Linked DNA regions of Homo sapiens: region 1 is linked to region 2. A link is a loop called in an ENCODE intact Hi-C map of the cell type or tissue named here. Cell type or tissue: HCT116. All regions are shown on one strand. Each heading gives the region's core, and the rest is flanking DNA. Links, peaks and the distances in the headings are about the cores only.

Region 1 (9,259 bases), core at 495-8,494, 310 kb after region 2:
CCCATAGTGTGGCTTTTTAATTTAAATTTTCTTTATTGTTAAACTTTTTGAATAGGTAATGCATTCATGTAGTTTAGAATTCAAAAGGTACAGAATTGTAAACGGTGTAAAATCTCCTTTACCTACTTGCAGCCTAGCATCTGCTTCAAACACCCTAGTTGAACTAGTTGACAGTGGTCACAAGTGAGTTGCTAATAGTCAAATCCTATGGCCTTATCTAACTGTTCTCCTTAAAAGTCTTGTTTCTTAAAATTCTCCTCTCACCTGGCTTTTGTGACACAGCTCTGCTCATTCTCTGTGTTCTTTATCCCCTTTTGTCTCCTGAAATGTAGACATTTCTCAGTTTTGCCCCTGTAGTAAAGAACAGTCTTTACCTTGATGATTTTATTGCTAGTCATGGCTTCAACTGTTGCAGATAGACAACTCCAAAACTTAAATGGTAGCAGTTGTATAGAGCATGAATTGTAAAGTCATACAGGTGTGTGTTCAGATCTCAGTACTGACACTTACTGATTAATTTTCTCACTTACCATTTCTAGGCCTAGTTTTCCTAATTTGTAAAATGAGAGTGATACTACCTATTTGGTGTTGTTTATATAGCAGTTATCTAGTACCTGAGCTATAGTAATGGTTCAGTGAATGGTTGCTGTTGCTATTATTGTTTCTTGTTTTTATTATCAGTTTGGGCAGTAAGCGCCCATTTTCCATCTGGGTGTTATGCTCCTCCTCATTTCACCTAGGCCTTGTGACCTTTTTTGGTCACTGTATCTCAGTAGCACCTATACTGAACCCCAAACATTCTGTATCTGCTCTCCTTTCTTTGTTTTTCTTTGTAACAATTCATCACCACCAGACACATTTGTTTATTGTCCCCTCTTGCGAGTGAGAATATAAACTCCTTAAAAGCATGCCATGATCGCTTCATTTATTGATATGTACCCAGTTTCTAGAACAGTTCCTGGCACATTGTACAGATGACTACATACCTGTTCAGTGTTGACTAAAGAGTATAAACTCAGTAGAGAGAAAACCAAACTCAGCATCCTTTTCCTTCATCTCCATCTCACCTTTCCCCACTCACTGCAGGCCCACTCACTGCCAGATGTTCCTTCATCTCCATCTCACGTTTCCGCGCTCACTGCAGGCCACTCACCATCAGATGTTCTTTTCTGCATTCCTGTTCTCTTAACTGACATCTACGCTAGAAACCAGAATTATTTTTCATTTCTGTCACACCCTACATTCAATCAGGCGCCAATTAATTTGGACTCTTTTTCATAATGTGTCTCCTTTCTTTCTCACTGCTATCCTGGTGCTTGTTTAAATTATTCAGGAATTTCCTAATGGGCCTTCTAATTTCTAGTTCCCTTTCCTTTCTTCCCACTCGCCTGCCATCACCGGAGGATTTATCCTCAAGGACATCTCTTGACACTGTCATACTGATGTTGAGAAATCTTCAGTTCCATCAGAGTAAAATGTAAATTAATGCCTCAGTTTGACTGTGAAGCCTTCATAGTGCCACACCTGAGTCACAGTCACCCTTTCTAGCTTCCTCTCCCACTAGCCACTTTGTTCCCAGTCCAGGTTCCAGCCTTGGGTATAATGGCCACTCCTCATACCAGCTCCTCGGCTTCCTGCCTTTGTGCTGTGTTTCGGCTCTGTTTCTGGCATGCCTTCCCTATGCTCCCTATCAAATTCTTATCTTTCCTTCAGCACTAAGCTCATGTTTCACCTCTTTTGAGAACCCCTCCTATATCCTTCCTTCTTTTCCTGTGCTTTGTACCTCTACAGCACCACTTATCCCTGAATCACTTCTCCACAAAGTCATTGATACCTGTAACAAAATGCCATAAACTGGAGGCTGGGGAGTCTGAGACCAGGGTGCCAACACGGTCACGCTTTGATGAGGGCCCTCATTTGGGTTACAGACTGCCGACTTCTCACCGTGTCCTCACAGGGCGGAATAACAACTCTCTTTAGCCCCTCATGAAGGCACTCATCCCATTTGGAGGGCTCTACCTCATGACCTCATCCCTTCTCAGAGGTCCCACCTTCTATGCATAGTATCCGCACATTAGGGATTAGGTTTTTATATGGATTTGGGGGGCACAGACATTCACATCACAATGGTGCCTCTTACATTTCTCAAGCACTTATTTTTGCTCTGTATTATGGGGATAAAAATGATTCTGATTTAAGTTGTACCTTTAAACAGCTTATATTATAGTCTAGTGTGAAAGAAAATACAGGCGCATCGTAACTAAAATAACAAGTAGGCAGGGGTAAGTGCCATGTGGGAGAAACACATAATAGTTAATAATAGGTACCATATATTAGAGTGCATAGTATGTGTAAGTACATCATTATCACATTTATACTTCACATAGCAAATTATCCCTATTTTTACAGCAGAGGAATTGAGGAATTAAATGGTTCTCTAATATAGGGAAGTTAAGTAATGGACCCAAATTGTCCATTTATGTGGCTGAGCTGGACTTGCACATAGGGCTGTACAAAGCTTATGATCTTAAAAAATTGAGCAGGCGTGTCTTCTTGAGGATTATATACAAAGAAAGTGTTTTGGACAAGTAGTTTTATCTTGGCTGTCAGCATAAATTCTATATATAATACCAGCACATAGCAATTTCTTTTTCCCTTTCTTTTTAAGACACTGGAAGAAGAGTTTGCCAGGAAACTACAGGAACAGGAAGTATTCTTTAAAATGACTGGGGAGTCTGAATGCCTTAACCCATCAACACAGAGCCGGATTTCCAAATTTTATCCTATTCCCAGCTTGCATTCCACCGGATCATAACAAAGGGAAGCATTCTGTGCGTGGGTTTGGCTCTTTCAGTATGTCATTCTGTTCTCATCTTCTGCCACAGTCTCTCAGATAGCTCATGAAGACAATCACCTGCCTCACCTTCTAGGTGTTTTCCTTTTTTGTTTTTTTTGTTTTGTTTTGTTTTTAAGCAAAGATGAAGGGAAAACGAACTAAGACAGACGCTAGGCCATGTTGGCAAAGTAGCATCTTGGTGACTAAGGTGACTTTGTATATTCATCTTAAAAATTATGTTCTTTAGACACTGCTACCTGAAAACTGTTGGAGAAATAATGTTTAAAGTTATTTAAGAAAAACTGTTACATCACTAAGTATTAATAAATTCTTCTTACCTGACGTAACTTCTCAATGCCTAAATTCTGTAGTTGAAGCTCTGCTGCAGAGAGTTGGGATAATTTTCTTTTGGTGGATCAGCTCTCATAAAAAAGCTATGATTTGCTCAAATATGCTGTTGACTCAGTAAATGAATATATTTTTTTCTTTAAATAGGAACAACCTCTTTTAAAAGAGAAAAATTATTTCAGTGATTTGTCAAAACGAATTACCTCTTTTGGCATGAGCTAATAATTGAGGGTGCTAATTTTCTTAAGATAGTGCCTAAAACACTAAATTTCAGTCAAGTCGTAAGTAGGATTTTCTTTTTGATCAACAGGGACAAAAACATCTTTAGAATTAAAAACATGGTTGTTTTGGAATTTTTGCTTCTCTTACCGTTTGATAGAAATTTTCATCCTAAAATACATGTACAAAGTTTGGAAAGATGAAAAAAAGAGGTAGCTTTTAGATTGCAAACTGGAAATGTAAAACTCATGAAATTTAAGCAATATAGGTTTAGCTATCTGTGTTTATTTTCTAAAATAATACCTGAGCTGGTTAAATGATTTCTCTCCATCTTAGCTAATTCTGTTTAAAACTCTGTCAGAGGCCTGCAGGCTGTGAGTTATATTTATAAATATATCTTCAGAAATTAATCTTAAAAGAGGCATTAGTTCAGAATACTTTTTTAAAAGTTTAAATTAAATATTTAGGCACGTCAGGAATTACTTTTCCTTATTTTGAAATGAGGCTACTTATGTCTTGGTTTTATTTTGTTCCATGTTTAAATCATTCACTTTGATTTGAGTGGGAAAAGCCTGAAGCCTTTATCATGTGGTTGCTGGTGTGTGTAATTATTAATGAAATGTTCACTCCTAGTCCCTTATGAGGCTTAGAATTTCAACCACGTGTCAGGTCAGACAGTATTATAAACTGTACTTTGCTGTCTGAGACAGCACATTTGTGAATGATGCTTGCTGCCTGCCATTTTCAACCTATTCTCTCTTAAGAGTGCTAGGTACCAAATTGTGAAAGTTTGTTTTCAGTTATATTACTTTTGAGGCTGGTGAAAAATTTAAATGTAACTTTGTGGGAACACTGATTCATATTTAGAAAATGTAAATGTCTGTAGCACTTTCTTGCAGTTAATTTGAAAACTTTGGATGCTGAACCTTGTTTGTCAGTGATTTAGATGATTTAAAAATGCATGTGTGATTTGAATTTTATAATTGTTTTGACAAGCATAATTTACTTGGACAACTTCGTAGGTAGCCTTAACTTCTGGCCAAGTTTGTTTTTTATATAAATATATATACATATATACATATTATGTATGGTTGTAAATTCATACACTTATCACATGAATGTGTTACTGTATACAAAACTCTTAATGCTTTATTCTCAAATGCTGGGTTGAAAAATGTTTTGAAAGCCTTTTAAAATATATATCTTTATAAAGTAATATTCAGGATGATGATAAAAATTGTTTATATTGTTATGATAAAAATGACAGTATAATGTTGCCCAGTGTATTTAATGATTTATTTGAAGAGGGATTGGGAAGGAACGTCTTCATACCACTTTCTCCTTTGAAATTTTCAGTTTATTGACTTTTAAAAAATGAATACCTCAGGCAGTAGACATTTTTTTTCTAGTATCATTTAATTGATACCCTGTGCGCTAAATAGTGTGTGGTGCCTGATTAATTTGGTCTGAATATTTGATTCTTTCTGTTCCTTTCAACTTGACATTCAGATTATTGACTCAAGGAGAGAGGCTCAGAGTGGAATGGTTGGCGCTGTGGGTAAGGTTGGATCTCCCTTAAAACTGCCTTTTGGATTCAGTGTTTGTGCTTGAGTTCGCTTTCAAATATGACCATAATCGTGTGGGTGCAAGACTGTACAGTGATACATATGTAGAGGTAAAGCATTCATTTTAATACTTAAAGTTATATAAATCTTTTCAAAAAGTGTTTTGTTATAAAATACGCTGTTTGTACCCATACCAGCCCACCTCTTCTGAGGCCCTGTATTCAAATAGATGATAGTGATCTATCTTTCCTGCATGAAGTGTAGGTGGCGAGTGGGCGAGGGGCGCAGACTTCTTTGAAATCGAAGGGTACAGTCAAATCTACTGCTGATTTGGTTGTTTTGTTGCTGTGGCAGAATATGCCATGAAACACATACAGACTTCTCCGAACGTGCACCCTCATCAGCCACCTCCTCCCCTCTTTCCCTGAGTGCTGTGAACACAGCAGACCTGCACACTTCTGCAGATCCAGCTCCTACAGCTTGGGGCACTAGGCTGCCTTTCCTAGTCCTGTCAACAACCATACAGTGCGAATTGCTGAATTAGCTGCTATTCTATGTGGAGTCACATTAAGCTTTTTCTTATCTTTTTCTATGGGGAAGCTATAGGGTGGGTAAGGAAAAAATGTTGAATGCTTTTACTTTGCTGAAAATATTAGAACTCTCTTGTGACAGGATACAGCAAATTATAATTAAATATAAATTACCAGAACCAGAGCTACCTCTAAGTCATACTTCCTCAAGCACAAAGCTCTCAGGCATATGAGACCCACCTTAATGAAGGGTCTCTGATTTCTTGAGCATCAGCGAGTTTCAGAAGTGACTATTTTTTTGTACTCTTCTAGTTTCCTTGTAACTATACACTTTTTCCCATTCCACACTGTGCTTAAATGACAAAGACTCTTCTGAGAAGCCAAATTCTGTCCAAGTATTAACTAGAGATATTGTTGATTAAAGAAAATCTAGAACTGAAGTGAAAGAAGAGAGTTCCAGTTCTAATAGTCTTTTGATTAACAATTCTTTTCTGAGAAATGATTTTTATAAGAAATGGGGTGATTCTTTAAATGCTTTTCTTAAGTTGAAGGCACAACAGTTAATGGCTGTATTGTTGCTATTCCGTTGCTGACATGTTTTTGATAAAGCTTTAACATTCCTGCTACTAATTTTGGCGGAGAGTGTTTGCCAGGTTTCAATGTGGGCTGCAGCTTTTTGTGCTCCTTCTCTGGTTTGCAGTGTAATGAGTTCATAAGCTAAATTTTCAGAAAGAATTTTGTTTAAGATTATGCCTCTTATCTACTTGAGAGCAACATGTCTTTTCAATCATGGGATTGACACATGAAAAATAAAGTTATTTCTTAATCAATTTTGGGAAGCAGTCTTTTATTGAGAATCTTTGAAACTGGAGTGTCCTGCCTGAGAACACTTTGCAGTTGTTGGTCCTAGTTATATTGTAAAACTTGCAGTCCCCGCAGGTCTTCTGACCCTTCCAGAGTTAGTATTCCTAGCTGTGTGTAGTCCACAGCATACACGCAAACACACACACACTCAAATGTAGTTTTTAGTGATAACTTGCTGGGGGTTGTCTTTCAGAATGCAAACCCCTCCTTTGGGAGGTGCTTAAAATATTTCTATCAGCCTATGTATATATGTGTATGTTTTTAATTTCTTTTCCTCTTGGGATGGATGATTTTTCTCACCAAGCATTTCACAAATCATATGACCTCACTTCTGCAAAAATAGTCTCTTCGTCATTGATAACGTTCATGCAAGATTCAGTAGACGCTAGGCAGCATCACTCGGCACGTGTCCAGCTGGAGGGAGGCATGGAGTGTCATTTTCTAATCTGGGAGCGTTGTGCACTATTGAGCTCATTCTTGACTTAAAAAAAAAAAATGAAACAAAAGAGGCTAACATCCATTGCCATCCAGCTGAGGACATAACCTCATATCTGCCCATCCTCTTTCTGAGTTTTGTCCAGAGAAGGTAGTAAGTTTGGACTTGTACCCTATTTTACTTGAGCTAAAACTTGATGAAGACTTTGGGTATCTTAGGTAGATCTAGTAACAAGGAAAAAACTCCTATGTCTTGATTAATCAAGATAAGGATCACTATTAAAGGGGATATAATACTTGAACCCCTAAAGCTACTTTTTTTTAAAGGGTCAAAACATCTTTTTCCCCCCTTTTTTTGGAAGTTACTTTTAATAAGTGTAAAAGCTACAATTAAAAAGTAAAAAATTCAGCCTTTGGGTAAAACTAATGAATTCTTTTGAAAAAAAATTATTTAAAAAGCACAATTCCTTTATTATACACAATAGTTTTGCTTAGTAAAACTCAAGTTGTTTGAAATCTGGAGGCTGTATGAACTAATTTTTATTTTATTTTTGTTTTATTTTTTGAGATGGAGTCTTGCCGGCTGGAGTGCAGTGGCACGTTCTCAGCTCACTGCAACCTTCACCTCCTGGGTTCAAGTGATTCTTCAGCCTCAGCCTCCCGAGTAGCTGGGATCACAGGTGCCCGCCACCATGCCGGCTAATTTTTTTGTATTTTTAGTAGAGATGGGGTTTTGCCATGTTGCTCAGGCTGGTCTCGAACTCCTGGGCTTAAGCAATCTGCCCGCCTCGGCCTCCCGAAATTCTGGGATTACAGGCATGAGCCACCGCGCCCAGCCTTATTTTTAAAAAATTCTCATTAATTCATAGCAGGCAATTATCAGGATATAATAAAAGAGGCAAAAAGACCACGTAGAGTGTGTAGTGCTTGACTGGTTGTTGCCGTTAGCGGTTGTTTGATATAGAGGAAACAAGTGGAGTGTTTTTTCTGGGATAATATGAGATACTCAGCAGAGACCTTATGGAAAATAAAGTCTTTTTAGAAGAGTAGTGGTGTAGAAATAGATGCAATTTAATCCCATTTTTAATTATCCAGCAATTTGAGAGTCACAACTTGTAACAAATTCACAAAGTGGCTAAGTAGAGTCTCTTCTCAATTGGAGTGTCTGATTTTACTGTGCATTTCTTTGGGGCATTTGAGATTTGTACATTTTTCTTTAATAGAAGTTTCTATATTCCATATATTACTTGCCCTACAATCATAATTCCATTGCCCCAGGATAAAGCACTACCTAATTGCAAGTAATCTTCTTGCTCATTTGTTGCATGTTTATTTCAAATAACTTATGCTTGGGGAAAACTTTCATGTGCTTTGTAAAATCCCCAGATTGAGTTCATAGTTGCAGGTATCTAAAGATTTGCCTTTGAAGACCTCAGGGATTGAATGAAATACCAGAAGCTATGCCCCAAAATACAACCACTTTTGTTTTCTTGTGTTTGTAATAAACAGTGTTAGAATCAGACCCAATTAACCCAGACTATTTTTTAATCTTTCTTTGGTCAGACGAATCACATTAAACATGATATTAGAAAAAAAAACTTCTTTAATGGGAAATTTTACGATTGAAATGATGTTTCATCTTATAGACCACAAACAAATGTTTTTAGACATTGAAAAGTGGTTAAAGACCAACTGCGCCCAGTCCCCCAAGTGCCATTTTCTGAGTGCAGAATGGAGGGTGACGTCTTGAGCTGATGCTGTGTCCCCAGCATCAGGTTTTCTGTTTTCCCTCTTCTCCCTTTATTCCTTCCTTGTCCATTGCCCTCAACCTTCTTTTTCTGTTTGCTCTGGCCTGGTTCAGTATAACATATCCATGAACTCTAGTATGGGCCTACGGACAATCATAGCTACAATCAGACTTTCTAAGCAAATGGGAATGTGATATACATATAACCATTAGAAACCCTATCATCACCTCCTAGAGGGGAAGTGAATTTCTTAATTTTTTTAGTTGCAAGAGTCACTTCTTAGCCAACTGACTAGAGAATGCAGAATGAACAGGGGAGGAAGGAGCTGATGGCACAGCCTTAGAACAGTAACCAGAACACACCCCCATCAAGTGTCACCTCCAGGAAGGCGCCCCACCCCCATCCTCCGTTTTCTGGGCTCATATTTAGGTAAAGCTCTAAGACTCCTGAGCCAACTTTTATGTAACTGGCTTTCCTAGGCTGGGGCTTGAACTAAGTAAAGAAGCCAAGGAGTTCAGATCTAGATAGCAGAGAAGTAAGTCTCATTCTAAAACATTGCAACTACTGTTAGAGTCCACCCCATGAAGCTGTTTCAGATTGTGTATCTTTGACTGAATTCTATAAGTATATATTGTTCAGACTAAAACAAATGTTGCTAGCTAGGTTGGCTGTGCTGTCTCAGTAGGACATTGACAGACTCCAGCTTTCACCCTC
Region 2 (9,259 bases), core at 839-8,838:
GACCTGGCCACAGCCAAGCTCCTGCCTCTGAGCCATTCAGAGGAGCCAGTCCCTTCTCCCTGTCCATCAGCCAGGCTCCTACTGGGATCTTCTCAAGGGCTCAACTCAGGCCTCCAGGCACCCTCCCAGGCACCGCACCAGGGATGCTCCAAATGCTCCAAGCCTGGGGTTGCTCTTGAAATCGGCTGGGAAAGTTCTGAGAGCCAGAAAGAGCACTGGACTTGGAGCCAAAAATCCTGGTGCTAATCCAGTTTCTCTGACCTCAGGCAACCATTTCCCTTCTCTGGACTGCACAACCTGCAAAGGCTGGGCTGGATGATGTCTGGGGAACTGAGCTCCAAAGCCTGGGACCAGGGGCAAACCCTCCCACCTTGCCTCTCACTGGGACACAGCAAGGATGGAAGGAGAGGCTGCTCCGATGACTCCAGAAACTGCAAACCCACGTAGCTGAGAGATGAGTCGTGTTTTGTGGGCGCTAATGAGCCAGCCTCTGGCACAGCCCCTTCGGCAACAACAATAGTAACAACTGGTACCATTCATTAAGACTGCATGCTGGGCAGCATGCTAAGCCCTTGCCAAGCTTCATTGAGGGGTAGGATAGGTAAGAGGTTCTAGCCCATATTTGCCAGTTATTGGCGTTGCAAGTCACATGACCTCTCTGTGCTTCAGTGGCTTAATCTGCAAACTAGGGGGAAATGACAACTATACCCACTTCATAGGATGGATGCAAAAATTAGAGAATTAAAACATGTAGGCTGGCCGGGCAAGGTGGCTCATGCCTATAATCCCAGCACTTTGGGAAGCCAAGGTGGGTGGATCACCTGAGGTCAGGAGTTCGAGACCAGTGTGACCAACATGGCAAAACCTTGTCTCTACTAAAAATATGAGCATGGGGGTGGACACCTGTAATCCCAGCTACTTGGGAGGCTGAGGCAGGAGAGTCACTTGGACCCGGGAGGCGGAGGTTGCAGTGAGCTGAGATCATGCCACTGCACTCCAGCCTGGGTGACAGAGCAAGACTCCATCTCAAAAAAAAAAAAAGTCCTCTGGGCACAGTAGCTCACACCTGTAATCCCAGCACTTTGGGAGGCCAAGGTGGGTGGATCACCTGAGCTCGGGAGTTTGAGACCAGCCTGGGCAACATAGCAAAACCCTGCCTTTGCCAAAAATACAAAAAATTAGCTGGGCATCACCTGTAGTTGGGAGGCTGAGGCAGGAGAATCGCTTGAGCCTGGGAGGTGAAGGTTGCAGTGAGTCGAGATCGCACCATTGCACTCCAACCTGGGTGACAGAGTGAGACCCCATCTCAAAAAATAATAATAATTTAAAAAATGTAAATCGCTTAGAAGAATGTCATCACATGGTGAGATACAGTAATTGAGCTATTATTAGCTTTCTAGACCTCATAGTAACCCTATGCTGCCACTTCTATGGTCCCTATTTTACTCCTGGGGGAACATAAGGCCCACAGACAGTCATCCTCTCCATTTATTGCATTTACTGTGTCCATCCTTCAGCTAGCACGAGGGATATGGTAGATGCCTGGCAGTAATGTCCCGGCCCTCAGGGTGTGTGCAGCCTCTCAGGGAAGCCGGATGTTAAGGATTTAATTACCTCTGTGGTATATGCCACAAGTGAGACGTCCCAGTATTGGGGTGAGAGGTGGGGATGGCAGGCCCAGGTGTGGTGAGTAAGTGGTGAGTTTAGGTGGGGTTAAAAGATTGCCTGGGAGGCCAAGGCAGGAGGATGGCTTGAGTCCAGGAGTTCAAGACCAGCCTCAACAACATAGCAAGACCCAATGTCTACAAAAAATTTAAAAAATAGTGGGGCACGGTGGCATGTGCCAGTAGTCCTAGTTACTCGGGAGGCTGAGGCAGGAGGATTGCTTGAGCCCAGCAGTTTGAAGCTACAGTGAGCTGTGATGGTGCCACTGCACTCCAGGACTGGGAGAGAGACAGAGACCTTGTCTCTAAAAATAATAATAAAAAACGGTTGCCCCACCTGGCACATAGCTGGTGGGGGGCTGAACCAGGATCTGAAGTTACACCTGTGAGTCCAAGGCCACCTCCCTTAACAGCTCTGCCACCTTCCTTCCCAGGAGCATCCCAAGAGGGAAAAATGATTATAAAAAGCCAAGCTGATAATCAGCTCCTCATGCACTTTCTGCTAAACAGCTGAGCTGCCAGAACACCTGGAATTTCCCTGGGTAGAAAGTTGGGCATCATTGTGGTGCAGCCTCTTGGCCTGTTGCCTGCACCTACTGGCCTTCTAAGAAGTTTGGGGGGAAGTAAGCATTGCATTTGAGGTGGCCTTCCCACTGACCTGGGGCACGTAACTACCTGGGGTTGGGGATGAAGTTCAAAGTGAACACCCAGCTGGGCCACTGGAATCAATACGCAGGGAACGTGCCCACTGAGATGAACACCCTCCCCCTTCACCCTGGGCGCCAACTCAGTGGTTAGTCCACCTCAGAGCTGCACCGGGAGGGCCAGGCAGACCTCGTCCCCGGGCTACTGAGCAATCTGTGCAAGGGCAGCGTAGCAGCTGGAACTACCAGAGGGCCCAGAAATGACAGCAGCAGCAAGTGGGGCAGAGACTCAGTCCCTGGGAACAGGCATGTCCTCCCCTCACACAGGAGCAGAGGGAAGGGATACCAACAGGTCTCCAAAACCTGGAGTTTGGAAGAATATAAAATGTCCCTCTGGTGGCCAGGCATGGCAGCTCACACCTCTAATCCTGGCACGTTGGGAAGCCGAGGCGGGAGGATCGTTTGAAGCCAAGAATTTGCGACTAGCAGGGGCAACAGAGCCAGACCCCGTCTCTACAAAAAATAAAAATAAAAAAATTATCCTGCCATGGTGGTGTGTGCCTGCAGTCCCAGCTACTTGGGGGCTGAGGTGGCCTGGGACGTCAAGGCTGCAGTGAGCCACGATTGTGCCACTGAGCTCCAGCCTGGGCAATGGAGAGAAACCCTGTCTCAAAATTAAAAAAAAAAAAAGGAAAGAAAATAACCCCAAAACCTCCCTCTGGGATCTTTTAAGGGAGATGGAACTGCTCTAAAATTGGATTGTGGTGATGGTTGCACAACTGTAAAAGTATTAGTAATCAATGAATTAATTGTACACTTAAAACAAGTACATATTATAGCATGTAAATTATACCTCAGTAAAGCTGTCTGGGGGAAACTCTCCCTCTGGCTCTGACCACTGAGCCATGCTCCGGGCCACATGTCCTGGGTGGGGTTTTGCACGTAGCCATCTGCGTGCCCTCTGGACCCATGACCAAATGGGCCATTCATGAGAGAGGGTGTGGGAAGCCAAGGGCTCAGTCTGTGGTTTGGGAGCGGGAAACCTGGTTTTCTGAGTGCTTCTAGAACCGGTTTCCCTGTGTCTGTTCCATCAGAGGAGCCTGTACCAGCCAGGCAGCACCCCTCCTCAGAGGCCTGAACCCTCCTGGGATAGGAAGCCCCTCCTTGGAGCTCCTGAGGCTGGGGGAAGGGTCTCAACAGGCTGCCCTGGGGGGCCTGGACCAGACTTGGCAGTCTCAGCAAACCTTGTACCTTTTCAGGGATGTGGCCCAGCAGGAAACCTGGGTTCCCCTTAAAAGATCCCAAATGTGGCACATGCCTTCAACTCTACCTTCAGCCCCCGTGGTGACCATGGCAACCATGGCGTCCTGATGCAGTTATTCTGCCCTTCTGTCTGATGAAGGGTCCCATCCTGAAATTTGGAGCTAGTTGCCCCAGCCAAGGGTCAGGTGCTTCTCACTTCATCCTCAGCTCACCCCCGTGTGGGGTGTGGACTTGGAGCTGAAGGGCAATGGCATGAGTCCAGCCTCTGACACTTCCTAGCTGAGAGGTAAGTCAACCAGTCTCAGCCTAAGGTCCCTCATCTGCAGAAAGGAGCATGGGCCTCCCTGGATTGTACGGATGCTCAAACAAGATAAACCATGCTCAAGGGTCCAGCACGGCTTTAGTACAGCATCAGCCAGACGCTGGGAGCTGTAATATCCGATATGGCCATGGGGTGGAGCCAGATACACATGTATCTCATGAACCGAGGGCTTCAAAGTGACCCAAAGTTACAGACGTGCCCAAACTCCAACCACCCTCAAGATCCAACTTACAGAGCCTGTGAAGGGGAAGGAGTCACAAGGTCTCTGGATGCTTGTCCCTTTCATCTCGGACTATGTCTATGAATATCTCCCATTCCCACAGCCATCCAGCCCCTCTCTAGATCCTGACTGTTGCATGCTTGGACCACTGCAATAGCCAACTGGTTCTGCTAGGACCTCAGAATGTCAGAGCCAGGAGATAGCCCAGAGACCCCTAGGTTCTGCCCATTTACCTGATGCTGAAGTGTAGCGATTGTTAATGACTGCCTCAGGCCTATCTCTTCTTGGCCTAGCCCTAGCCAAAAATCCCTTACTCTCACGGAAGATGAAATTTCTTTCAATCCTTGAAACACAATCTCAGGGACTCCCTCTGGCCTGGATGCCCTCCTCTGCCACTCTCCTTGAGTAGTGAGCTCTTGCTTTAGTCTCAGCCTGAATGCCACCTCCTCAGGGAGGCCTTCCTGACCACCTCAGCAGGCTGGTTTGTTGCTGCGCAAGGCCCTGCACCTATTACAATCAGTTGTTCTTTTTCTGTCTTCCCCATTATCAGCAGCTGTTATAAGCCCTGTTTTATAGGCAAGGACATTGAGGTTTTGGGAGTTTAAATAATTCCCAGGCCACACAGCAGGTGGGGGAGGAGCCAGGGTTTGCCAGAGCCTATAATGGTCTGCTGCCTCCTGTGGAAGCAAGCCAGGCCCATGCCATGCTATCCTCCCCCTTAGACCACCAGGGCCCCGAGAGTGGGGACTGAGCTACTTCTGAAGTCCCGGGCCTCACATAGAGATGATCTAGAAACACTTGCATGAACACACGCCTCCCACAAGAATGCAACAGAGGAAGGCTGGTCCCAGTGGCCGAAGACCCAGGTTCTAGGTTCAGTTCTGCCTTAAACTCCCCATGGAGGGGTAACTACCCAGGGACTAGGAACATGGAGGGTAGTGATAACCACAGGGGAACCAAGACCCACCTTGAACACAACATAACAGCAAAGCAGGCCTCAGCGCTCTTCCAGGGCTTACCCCTTCCGCCAGAGGCTCCAAAGGGCTCTGTAGGCCTTCCTTGGGGGTAAGAGAGTGGGCACATGGGGGTCTTGAGGTTTCAGAGAACATAGAATGCACAAGCCCAAGAAATTAATGGGGGACCCAGTCTACCCCCACACACTCCTGCACCAGGATACCCTTCCCTGCCACCTTCCTCCCCACCCTGAAGAAAATCCTGTGCCAGGCCTGAAAACAGAGTCATCTTCTCTCCCTGGACATGGGCCTCCCAGGCGTGTGCGCTATGAGCTGGGCTGGACTGGGGGTGTTTGAATCTGCTTCCCTCCAGCTCGCCGACCCAGCATGACAGCTGAGCCTGCAGAAGTCCTTGTTCCCCACGGCCAATGCCCCTTTCAAGTGGGTTGGACACAGCTTCCTGTGGGCATTTTCCTGCCACCTGCCCACCCAGGTTGAAGGGGGCATGGCAGGGGATGGACAAGGTTTATTTATCTAACGTTCTGTTCCCTCCCTCAGCCTCCCACAGCTCCAAGGTCCAGCTGGCCCTCCTGCCCATCAACATAAAGAGGCTATTTGTGCAGCAGCCAGTGGCAGGGGGCTGCAAGGACAGTGTGGCCCACGTCCCTGGCCAGATGGGTGGTGGCAGGGCTTTACAGAGCACACAGAGCCATCTTGATGATAGGTGTCTGACCAGAATGCAGCCAGGCATGTGTGGGTGGACTTTCTACCCCAATCCCCCAGGAGAGACAGGGACTTGGGATGCCCTGGAGTTTCCAACAGCCTGCAGGGTGGTAGGGGCAGCCTCGCTCCACAGGCAGCACCAGCCCTGGCCAGGACTCCCAGAGCAGAGAGGGATGCGGTGAGATGCTCCTCTCCCAGCTCTCACCTTCAGCTCGGCCAACCCAATTCCATTCCCCCAGCCTTTTTGGGGTGGCTGCTCTGTACCCAGGCCTGGGCTAATGGAGGAAAGGAGAAGAAAAACAGAAAATCCCATTTCCTGAGCTTTTGTGATGGGTTAAGTACATAGGGGCATTTTCTACGCATTTGCTCCCTTGAACCTCACAATCATTTTGCCACATGTACCACGGGGGCCTTGCACAGATGGGGAAACAGACTGGAAGAGGAGAAGTGAGCCATTCAAGCTCACAGGCAGAGCTGGGTGTCCCCACAGTTGCCACTGCAGTTAATTTAACTCAATTCACAATTTCAGCTTTGACCCTTGAGGTGATTAGCCTACGCGGTCCCTGGCATACAGCTGGCACTCAGTAACTACCTGCAGAGTGAAGGGAGGCTGCTGTGGAGAGGTTCCAGGGCTCTGTCCACAACCTTCCATTTGCCTCCTAGGAAAAGGAAGGGAGTAGGAGGGTGTATGACTCAGTGCCCAGTTTGTGATCCACACGCATCATCCCAATTCATTCTCCCCAGTGCCGGAGCAGTGACTCCGGGTGACTTACAGAGAATGGAAGGCCACGCAGTCAACCCACAGCAATGCTGCTGGTGAGCAGGGAAGCCTGGACTCTAACTCAAGAGGCTGGCAGCCAGACATAAGCCGAGCAGTCGCCCTGCCTTCCCGAACAGGCCAGACCTGGCATTCGACTGGGATTGGGGATGTGGGGCTCCTGGAGGAGACACCCCACATTCTCAGTGCTATTCCAGCTGCACTGCCACACACACCACCTTGCCCCTCGTCTTCCTACGGGAACCCTGAAGCAGGGCTGGCAGAGTTCATCTGTCCTCCTGGGCTCTGCTTCTCCCAGGCAAATGGCAGCAACAACCTCTGTCCCCCTCACTGGACTCCCCACAATTTTACCATGCAGTCCAAGATGAAACAACCATCCCCAAAATATAAATGGGAGGGGAGGATGAGAAAGTCATGCAGAGGAGAGTGTTTTCTTGAGTCTGACCTCCTCCCACCCCAGGCCCCAAGCAGCATCTGCCTCTGCCCTGGCCCTCCTTCCCTGGCAGCCTCCCTCAGTGTCCTAAGCCAGCCCCTGCACCACCTTAACCAGCCCGGCCCAGTTCCCAAACCTGTGCTCTGGCTGGGGCAGGCCTCCCGCAGGATGGCCTCCCCTTTTGGCCTGCCCTGGGGTTCCCCGCAGGAGGCAGGGACACTGGGGGTGGACTCTGCCCCATGGGGAGTGTTGGGGGCCCCTGATGGGCAGGCTGAGGCAGGGATGGTTCTGGCCTGGCCTCAGTCCATCCTCCTCTCACCCCAGGTCCCTCGGAACATTGGGGCATTGTTCTACTGTACAACAGAGGGTGGCTCTGTGGCCCTGGGCTGAAGAACAGAAACCAGTTTAGCAGGGCTATCTGCTCCTCCCATGCAATGTCAAGAATTTAACCAGGATCATGGCTGGCTTCAGCAGGAAGAAACAAGCCGAAGGGATAAGCCCAGGGTGAGAGCAGGAAGTGGGAGGTGACTGTCTACCCACTGTGTGGGCCCACTATGTGTCCCATCGTGGGTAAGAGGTGGGCTGGTAAGGCCAGTGGGCTGGTAAGAGGCCCAAGAAGAAAGATACTAAGTGAGTGACAAGAGCAGGGCAGATCAGCTCAGCCCTGGCCTCAGTTTTCCCCTCTGTGATATGGGTGCACCAAAGGCATGTGTGCCCACCCTGCCCACAGGCTTGGACTGCCAGCAGTGGTCAAGAAGGCTGCAACCTCAGCCCTGAGGCTGCAAAGGCAGCCTTGCATCTCCAGAAGTGGAGAACGTGTGTATGTATGTGGAGGGAAGTGATGTGGGCCTGCTGCTGCTGTGCGCTTCCACCCGGGATGTCCCCATCCCACCATGATGGGGACAGCAAACACTGGCCTTGGCAGTGCTGACACCGTGCCAGGTTTGTTTGGCACTTTATGTGTGCTAAAGCATCATCCTCGCAACTGCCTTTGGAGGCAGCAACGATTCCCACTCTACAGATAAAGGAAACTGAGGCACACAAGGGCCTTGCAACTTGCCTGAGGCAAGTGGCAGAGCTGGTCTCTGACCCCTGGCCCCCTGACTCCGGAGAGGTTGAGAATCCTCCTGGCTCTGCTCCCCGAGGTGGGCAGTTCAATGTATAACTCTATTAAATAGCCTGGCTTTATTTTGGCACAGTTGGGCAATCACCCAACACTTACTAGGTGCCAGGTCCTGGGGGTCCAGAGATGTGGGTTCCTTGGTGGGGAGAGATCCATAAACAGATCCCAAGGCTGCCAGGTTGCCAGCTCTAGGGAGGGCTTTCTGGAGGAGGGGCCCAAGCTGAGTCTGGAGACAGAGTAGGATGCAGTTCCAGAGCGAGTGGGGAGGAGAGGAGGGTGCTCCTGGTGGAGGGAACCATGGGGCAGAGCATGGAGGCTGGCGACAAGCTAAGAAAAGAATGAGGGCGTGGCCACTGGGCCAGGAGGCTGCAGAGATGCAAAGGTGGATCCTGGGGCCCTACGGCCAGATCTTTCTCCCACCAGAACTGCATCCTCCTGGGAATCTACAGACAGAGTTCCTAGCGTTCGTTTCAAAGACTTTTAGATTCCTTATTTCCACTGGATGAGAATTTAAAATGGAACACAAAGAGGCATTTCTGGGTCACGCAGTTGACCACGTGGTGAGTCCTGCCGGGCCAGTTTGGGCCTGCCTTTAGCTCCTGTTTGCCCTTGTTGACACCATATGGGAGGACTGCATCTGGGGGTGAGGGGCCTTGCCTGTGGAAGCAAGGGATTCTCAGGAGATCAGGCAGAGCAAAGCAAGGGGGAGCTGAGTCAGTAAAGTGGCCTCAGGACACTGTGCCAGGAGGCAGGTCATGCTCACAGTGGGGTCATCTCAGCTGCTACAGAGGGTGTCTCTTGGTGTGGCTTCCATGTGTCTTTTTTTTTTTTTTAAGATACAGGGTCTGTCTCTGTTGCCCAGGCTGGAGTGCAGTGGTGCAATCATAGTTCACTGTAACCTCAAACTCTGGGCTTAAGCAATCCTCCTGCCTCAGCCTCCTGAGTAGCGGGGACCACAGGCGTGTGCCACCATGCCTGGCTCATTTTTTTTCTTTTTTCTTTTTTTTGTAGAGATGGGGGTCTCACTATGTTGCTCAGGCTGGTCTCAAACTCCTGGGCTCAAGCAATCCTCCCGCCTTGACCTCCTGAAGTGCTGGGATTACAGGCATAAGCCACCGCACGGGGCCAAGGGCATG

The links. Peaks named below come from ENCODE experiments on the same cell type or tissue, not always from the same donor. Only the 100,000 strongest peaks of a DNase experiment are listed, where the experiment ranks them.
Region 1: a loop joins it to region 2, with 3 times the contacts of the local background. A loop is called at or near these places in 3 of 110 quality-filtered maps.

What each region holds. Positions count from the first base shown.
Region 1 is chr10:104,022,906-104,032,164 of GRCh38, forward strand. SLK (STE20 like kinase) reads left to right here. Exons shown (of 19, transcript NM_014720.4): 19 at 2,669-6,328. The coding sequence ends at 2,815. It overlaps COL17A1 (collagen type XVII alpha 1 chain), which reads right to left. Exons shown (of 56, transcript NM_000494.4): 56 at 8,381-9,259. Among named protein-coding and RNA genes, the nearest start is that of MIR936, 21 kb to the right of the region's middle. In HCT116, for the core only: a CTCF peak has its summit at 5,465; a DNase peak (open chromatin) is centred at 5,436.
Region 2 is chr10:103,709,067-103,718,325 of GRCh38, forward strand. All of the region lies in intron 5 of SH3PXD2A (SH3 and PX domains 2A), which reads right to left. Among named protein-coding and RNA genes, the nearest start is that of SH3PXD2A-AS1, 33 kb to the right of the region's middle. RefSeq lists an enhancer at 1-569. In HCT116, for the core only: CTCF peaks have their summits at 2,722 (motif pointing left) and 4,016; DNase peaks (open chromatin) are centred at 4,055, 6,535 and 7,365; H3K27ac peaks cover 1,511 bases.